Regions from separate parts of the Homo sapiens genome. Here all the other regions are linked to region 1. A link is an interaction called in ENCODE POLR2A ChIA-PET data of the cell type or tissue named here. Cell type or tissue: OCI-LY7. All regions are shown on one strand.

Evidence for each region. ChIA-PET counts read pairs that join two places held together with the same protein. Peaks named below come from ENCODE experiments on the same cell type or tissue, not always from the same donor. Only the 100,000 strongest peaks of a DNase experiment are listed, where the experiment ranks them.
Region 2: POLR2A ChIA-PET joins it to region 1 with 6 read pairs; 2 of 35 experiments call an interaction of 5 or more read pairs at or near these places.
Region 3: POLR2A ChIA-PET joins it to region 1 with 5 read pairs; 1 of 35 experiments calls an interaction of 5 or more read pairs at or near these places.

What each region holds. Positions count from the first base shown.
Region 1 is chr9:123,166,489-123,168,988 of GRCh38, reverse strand. All of the region lies in intron 6 of STRBP (spermatid perinuclear RNA binding protein), which reads left to right. Among named protein-coding and RNA genes, the nearest start is that of MIR600HG, 52 kb to the right of the region's middle. In OCI-LY7, no CTCF peak of the experiment used is centred here; DNase peaks (open chromatin) are centred at 278 and 1,328; H3K4me3 peaks cover 2,272 bases; H3K27ac peaks cover 2,500 bases.
Region 2 is chr9:123,251,587-123,254,086 of GRCh38, reverse strand. The region is part of intron 1 of STRBP (spermatid perinuclear RNA binding protein); the gene reads left to right. Among named protein-coding and RNA genes, the nearest start is that of STRBP, 16 kb to the left of the region's middle. In OCI-LY7, no CTCF peak of the experiment used is centred here; no DNase peak of the experiment used is centred here.
Region 3 is chr9:121,729,914-121,732,413 of GRCh38, reverse strand. All of the region lies in intron 3 of DAB2IP (DAB2 interacting protein), which reads right to left. LOC105376257 (a long non-coding RNA gene) reads left to right here. Exons shown (of 3, transcript XR_930314.4): 3 at 1-170. Among named protein-coding and RNA genes, the nearest start is that of DAB2IP, 80 kb to the right of the region's middle. In OCI-LY7, no CTCF peak of the experiment used is centred here; a DNase peak (open chromatin) is centred at 1,133; H3K27ac peaks cover 1,188 bases.

The DNA.
Region 1 (2,500 bases):
TATGATTTATGTGAGAATCATGCTTTAAACTAACTTTCTTCTGAAGTTAAGAAGAATTGCTGTCTGGCAGCGTCATCCTCATAAAAGTAGAGAAATGTATTCAGTTATTGGTAGTTTTGAGAAGTTCATGATGGAATTGTGGTGGGCTTCTTTTTCTGATGTTTTTATCCTGTCAAGTTAGCTTGTTTCTGCCTCTCATTCCCTAGAAACTTGCCAGGTGGTATTTCTCCTGTGTCAAACCTTTGACCAGCTGGCTACTCTGTCATGACAATTTAGAGGCATTGCAGCCTATCTGGGCCAGTGGGGACTCCCTGTTGCTATTTTTCATCACCAGACTTTCAACAAGTCCCATTGCTTACTCCCTTACCTGAAATACCAGTGCCGCAGTAAATATTGGTCAGTTTCTTAGTTTATTTCAACTTGGTGATAAGGGTAGAGAAAAAGGTACCAGTAAAGTTGGAGTTTTAATTTTTGAGAGACATGACTCATAGAATCACTTAAAGTAAAAGTGATAGACTCTTTTTAAAAAAATGCTTTTTGGGATAACTAAAATCATCTATATCATAACTCAACAGATATAAACCAGACACATTTATGAGTCATATTTTAAAATCAAAGGGCATCCAATCTATAATTGAGCTTATGCCTATGCATTAAAATTTTTTTGCTGTATGTAGTATCTATAGCACCTCTGAAGAACCAATCTTAAATGGCTTAATTTTTTTAACAGCTTTACAGTTCACCATTAACTGTAGAACTATAAAATGATTTCTGAAGTGTCAAGATAAATGTTAATTCTGGTAAGATGTGTTCTACTTGACCCTCTAGTATAAAACCAACCATTTCTAAGTAGTGTTGTAATTATAGGTATTATTAAAAATTATTTGAGTATAAGGAGATGAGAAAAAGACTGAAGTTGCCAAAGGCTAAGTTAATTACATGTTTGCTTGTATCTGTCAGCATCCCTTTCATTTTTTTTTTTTGAAAGTATTAAGGGAACATCAGTCATCTTTATTCCTTGGTTTTGTGTACTTATATGAGATTTTGTCATAGCTTTCAGTGATACCTTTAAACTTAGCCTGTTGCCTTTATAACTTTAACTTCTGTTTAGAGAAGCTGAAAACATTCTTAGTATATTGTACTCTTGCTAGAAACTATTATAGAATAGATTTTGTAATAAAGTAAGAGAGTCATAGTCTCTCTTCAAGGTGTTTGAGTTACTGAAGGATCCAAAGACCTCTATGAGCTGAATCTCATCAGCTGTTATATGGGATCAGGTAAGGTGAAGGAATCAGCTTTGATCTAATGTTTTACACATCTTACTTCCTTTTTTTTTTTTGAATGGCAGAAAGATTTGCTTTGCTGTTGTCCTTAACATCCCAGCCCTGTTGACTCACTTGATATCTTTTATAATTTGCTCGTTTTTTCTAACTTGGGCTTTGTCAAAGACAATTTTTGATTTTTGTTACTGGTTTGTGTATTCCTGGGCAACTTGGAGGATCTGGTCTATAATTACGCACTTCAGACCTGGGCTGTACGATTCTGTTTTCTCACACTAGACAGCTGCTCATCCCCTTGATGCAGTTCTTTTCAGCTGCATGGGATAAAAGCACAAGATTCATTCAGGTCCCAGGAATTTGTGGGGCTGAAAGTTACCCTTTTTTCTCCTAATTTATACTTTTTTTTTTCTCAAAGTTAAAAAAAAATCCATTGTAACTTTTTTCTTGGAGACATTTTCCTGTAGTATCTCAACTTTCCTTCACCTACCCCCACCCAAACAAACTGTTCACAATACATACACACCTCACATCTTTCTTTTTTCTGTCTTAACTTGCCACATATTTGGGTAAAATCTAAAAAAGGAAGAAAAAAAAAAGAGTGGTTGAGAGCAGACAGAACCAGAGGACTGGGGCATGAAACTTATTTCCTCAGGATTGTGCAATGGATCTAACTACCTACTCCTTTCAAATCACGATTTACATTTTAAATTGCCATAATACAGAGTGAATCTCTTTGGTATTGTTTACTGTTTCATAGGTAAGTTTCCTCCTATGTTTTCCGTTGTCTTTCTGTATTCTAACCCTTTACTTGAACGCCCTGTAGAATAACCATATCCCCATTACTACGTTTCCTGCTAATGAAGGCATAGAAGCACAGATCTTGGTGTGCAGCAGTCTTTCGTTTGGCTTGTTTTTTTGTTGTTGTTGTTGTTGTTGTTGTTGTTGTTGTTGTTGCTGGAGACAGTCTTGCTTTGTTGCCCAGGCTGGAGTGCAGTGGCATGATCTCAGCTCACTGCAACCTCTGCCTCCTGGGTTCAAGCAATTCTCGTGCCTCAGCCCCCTGAGTAGCTGGGACTACAGGTGCATGCCACCATGACCGGCTAATTTTTTGTATTTTAGTAGAGATGAGGTTTTGCTATGTTGCCCAGGCTGGCCTCGAACTCCTGAGCTCAGGCAATTTGCCCGCCTCGGCCTCCCAAACTGCTAGGTGTGAGCCAGTG
Region 2 (2,500 bases), 85 kb before region 1:
ATGTTCAATTGGAATAATTAAGATTTTTTCCCCCTCGTTCCTTCTGAAAACGTTTTTTTAAAAGGCTAACCATTTTAAACTGAACGATTCAGTTTAAATGAAACATTCACAATGTTGAGCAACCACCACTTTATGTAGTTCCAAAACATTTTCATCACTTCAAAATAAAACCCCTTACCCATTATGCAGTTTGAAAAGTTTTTAAGCAATTAGAATAAAAATCTTTGCTGTGACAAGTAAGGTCGACTAGGGCAAGTTTGTATTACAGGTCACTCCTAGTGCTTTGTTGCCTGCTTCCGATTTGCCAGTGAGAAACAGAGTATCCTTCTTATGCTATTTAATAGTGATATTACAAACAGCAGCAACATCAAAAAAGAATGTGTCAGGCACATAATGAATAATAATGCTGATAGCAGGCATGCGTTGTGCATATTATTGTTAATCTTCACACTAGCCTTTCAAAGTGGTTACTGTATTTCTGATGAGAAAATGAAGCCTTGTTCAGTAACTCTAGAATCACTTAGCTGATAAGTGGTCAATCTGGGATTCAAATCCATATCTATTTGGCTTGAAAAGTTGGGTGTTCTTGTCACTAAATTTGGGAATGAGCAGGCAAAAAGAAACACATGGAAGGAATCATCTCGTTTGAGGGATTCAGTACTCTCTTAGCAGTACAGTGTGTAAGGGAAGGGGATTTGAGTTTGTTAGTCCTGTTGGTGTTTGTTAGTTGCCACTTTATCCTGTCCCACTATGATTTGTATGCACAGGAGGAAAAACAAAATAGGAAATAATCTTTGGAACTCTTTATGGACATTATCATGAACAATTAGAAGAAATGGCAATGTAGCTTCTGACATTTGTTCTTAGAAATTATCTGTTTCTTTTTTTCTTCTCTTTTAATGAGTCTTTATATGATTTTATTTTAAATTCATAAATTGATTTGCTTGAGTGGTTTAGTCTGAGCAGTATTGGAACTTGATTGATTTCCCATTTTAAGATCCTTTTAAAAAGTGGTGATTCAATTCCAGTGAAGCATAACTCAAATTGTGTGTATTGAAGACTTTTGTAATTACATTTTTGCCCCTATTAAAAAACTTTATTTTAGCTTTTTTAAAGTTTGAAAGAACTTTTGGTAGGCCAGTTGTCAGTCATTCCTTTGAAAGCCCCTAGTAAGTCACCTCATAAACCTTGTCACTTTTCTACTGTGTTTTGGCCCGAATCATGTTACTTCCCTTCAGTAATAGGCCCTGGGGTAATATGTTAAAATATGCTGGCTTTGGGTAAAAAGGATGGTATCATGTAAAATACAGCTCTCTGGCTACTTTGGACAAAGAGATTTTTTTAAGGTTATGTGAGCATAACAAGAATATAAGGTATAGCAATAGCAGCCATCTACAAATGTCTTGAGTGTGTGTATTGATAGTTATCCAAAGAAGTATAGATTTTTGACAGTGACCTTGTGACTTTCGCTAATATCTAAATACTAGGTACTTCCATAAATGGATTTTAAGCTTTTAAAAACTTTTATTTAAAAGTTTTAAAATGCCCTTGTAGCTTGGCTCAAATATTACACATTGCTTTTCTGTTTTGACCTAGTGGTGACATTTCATTCTCTCTGAAACCAGCAGAAATGTACTGTGAAGAGTACAGGCTCTGGAGTTGGTCAGATTTGTTTTCAAGTCTTTGTCACTTACTAGCTGTAAGACCTTTCCTCTTTTAAAATGAATATCTTATGTTACAGCTCTGTAGCGTTAGAGGTGATGTCTCTAAAGGGCTCAGCACAGTATCTGGCACATAGTGAATTGTGTTCAAATGGTCCGTGTTATAGGAAGAAGTCTAAATTTTGATAGCCTAGCCAACATCACGGTGCAAATACAGGAAAACCTCATCTGTATACTGTCCTGCAATCAGCACGTTTCTTCTTGGATTTGTGTTTTGTTTGTGTGTTGAAGTGCCATGTGTCAGTTTTCACCATTTCCTGCAACTTTTCCTTTTTCTCAGAAATGCCTGGCAAATACCTTCATTGGGTATTGTATAATTGAGCTAAAAAAAAAAAAATAGATGGTGCTATGCAAGCTAATGATGAGGGATTTGCTCCCTTATAGCAATCCCTTTCAGTTAGGTATTCCTGTGTAGCATGTTAACAGGTGCTTACCACCCTTAGAGATGTCAGCTGGCCGAATGCCCAAGCTTATGCCAAAGAAGGGAGGGAGCTTTTGTTGTCTGGAATGAAAAGTATACAATGCCTACTAAATGCTTATAGTGTATTTCATGATGATTGTTAATGTTAAAGCATGAAAAGCTATATCTTAGCCTAATAATTTTACTCATTACTTCCCCATTATTTGCATTGTTTCTCTTGTTCTGTTTAGAAAGACATACAAAGGACTTTTACACTGTAACTGTAAGGTTGAGGTTGTGATGAATTGCAATCTAAGAATATTAGCTATGGAGGGGACTTTGGAGATCAGCTATACTAACCCTCTTATCTTGTACATGA
Region 3 (2,500 bases), 1.4 Mb after region 1:
TTATGGTGATGACTTTGGCTGGCAGAGAATCCTGGAACCTTTTCTCCACAGTGATGTTGACACATGTTCACTCCAAAAATGTAATGTTTCCATCAAAACATTTAGTGGGAGTAAATTCCCACCCATGCGACATCTCTAAAAAATATAGAGTAAATTTACTCGAACAAGCAGTGAGACATGGTCAGCATTTTTCTTTCTTGGTTGTCACAGTGCCAAGTACTAGGCAACACCCAGCATAGTGTGCCAGGGGCTGAATGCTACCAAGAGGCAACGGAAAGAGGACGGTTACAGTTTATGAGCCTGTGACTGCTGGTTCTATTGTACAAGACGCCGGGATCAACCTGGGCAGTCCCCTCAGCCCTGGCCCCCCAGAGAGTCCAGTGCCACTCTGGGCTCCCACCAGAGCCATTTCTGTGTCTGTGGCTAGGTCACTTGCTGCTTAGTCCCCAAGTCCTGCGTCCACCCCACCAGAGTAGGGCCCAGCCATCACCACACCATGTCTACACGAGGTCCGAGGCCTAAGTTCACATGCATGCTTCCTGAAAGGTCAGGGAACTCAAGCCTCCCTAAACACTCCCCAACCCTGAGATCAGCAATAATATCGTGGGGTAGTGCAGGGAGATCCTGCTCTACACCCAGACCCCAAAAGAAGAGATCTAATGCCAGGTACTGTAACCCGGGCACCTGGAGGTCAGTGGTTGTGGGTAGGTCCCAACCAGCCCCAGCCCCAGCCCCAGCCCCAGCCCCACTGGGCAATCTGAGATGACCGTGAGGCCAGAGCAGTCCATTCTTGGGGCAAGCCCAGCACTCTGCAGCAAGAAGCTGGAGGAGACAAGGAAAGGCCCACTGGCCACCACTCTGTTCCCACTTCCCCATGTAACCAGACAGCAATTCTATAACAAGACAGCATTTATAACCACTATGCCTCGCCTCCTTAGATACTCCCTACTTCAAGGAGGGCAGAGGGGCAGCCTCTGCTTTGGTTTCCTCCCAATGTTTCTCTAGACTCCATTCCGTCAGCCATCTGGCACAGTGCTGCCATGTGTGATATTAACCTCCTTGCCGTGACATGTGCCAGAGGGAGAGAGATCACTGTTCCCATTTTACAGATGTGAAAACAGGTGCACCGGGTTAAACAACCAGTCCAAGGCCACCCAGCTGGGAAGGAAGTGACACCAGGAGCCAAACAGGTGAACAAGACACCCGGTCTGTCCTCAGGAAACTGGCAGTTTAGTAGAGAGGGGAAGGTACACAAATATTAGGACCAAACAAAAAAATATATATAACAGGCTGTAGGCCCAGAAGATGTGGTGAAAAGTGTCCAGGGCAGGGCCTGGACCAACAGGGGACCTAGAGAGACTGCAGGAGCATTTCCAGTTTGGGAGCAGGGAATCAGGAAAGGTATCTGGAGAGAACGATGTCCAAGCATATCCTTCTTCAGAGATCTGTGTCCCCAACAACTTCTGTGCCCCCACCAACTTCTGTGCCTGGCACATGGTGCACACTTCTCATTGCCAGGAGGGTTAACCCTGGGCAGGCTGCTGGCATGTACACTGCAACCCATCTACAACAGGACAGCCCAGCCCTGTGAGGTATGTCAAATTATGCCTCCTTTACAGGTGGGATCAGAGGAGCAAGGCAGTCAGGTTCTTTGCTCCCAGTCACACAGCTAGAAAGTGCCAGCTGTGCCTGACTCTAAGGTCTGCTTCTCCCACAAGCACTTCATTTCTCTAAGCCTTAGTTTCCTCATCTGCAGAAACTCTGCTGCAGATGCACCTCCCCTACAGATAGGTGTTGGACATTAAATGTCTAATACCTGAAGCCTAGGTCCCTGGAGGTGCTGACCACACAGTTACGGAGCCTGGACCCACACTGGCCCAGGGACCCTGCCCCTGCAGCCTGCTGGGCGAAAAAGGAGAGGGTGATAGGTTCTATTCACTGACTCCTCTCTTCCTGAGCCAAGCTTCCCAAGGAATGGCTACCAATATGGAGCTATAATTGGTGAGCCTGGCAGTGCAGGGCCCAGCAACAGACCCGGCGGGTGATGCTGTTGCAGGAAAACAGCTGAGCACAGCAAATATAGCCGTTGACCCAATTCAGTTCTGTTCTGTCTTCGAGAAAATAATTGAGTTTAAATGAATAGGTTTCCCATGTCCCTTCTGGCCTCGGGAAGGGTGGAAAGGGAGAGGAGGGAGATAGGAACAGTTCTTCAGGCTTACTGTTGCTTATTTTTGAGTCATTAGGCCTGTGAAAAGTTTCTTTCTTTCCTTGGCGGCCAGTGGGGGTTGGACATGGCTGGGAGGCAGCGAGGTGGAGTGAGAACCACAAAGCGTGGAGATGAGGATGGAGGTTCAAGTCCTGACCTTACCAACAGCTTTGTGGAGTGGCCCAGCTGGTCCCCTCTGGGCCCCAGGCTCCTTATCTGCAGAATGGGAACACTATAACCCCACACACACCCACACACCTCCCAAGGTTGCTGGGAGGAGCCTTCCAGGGAGAA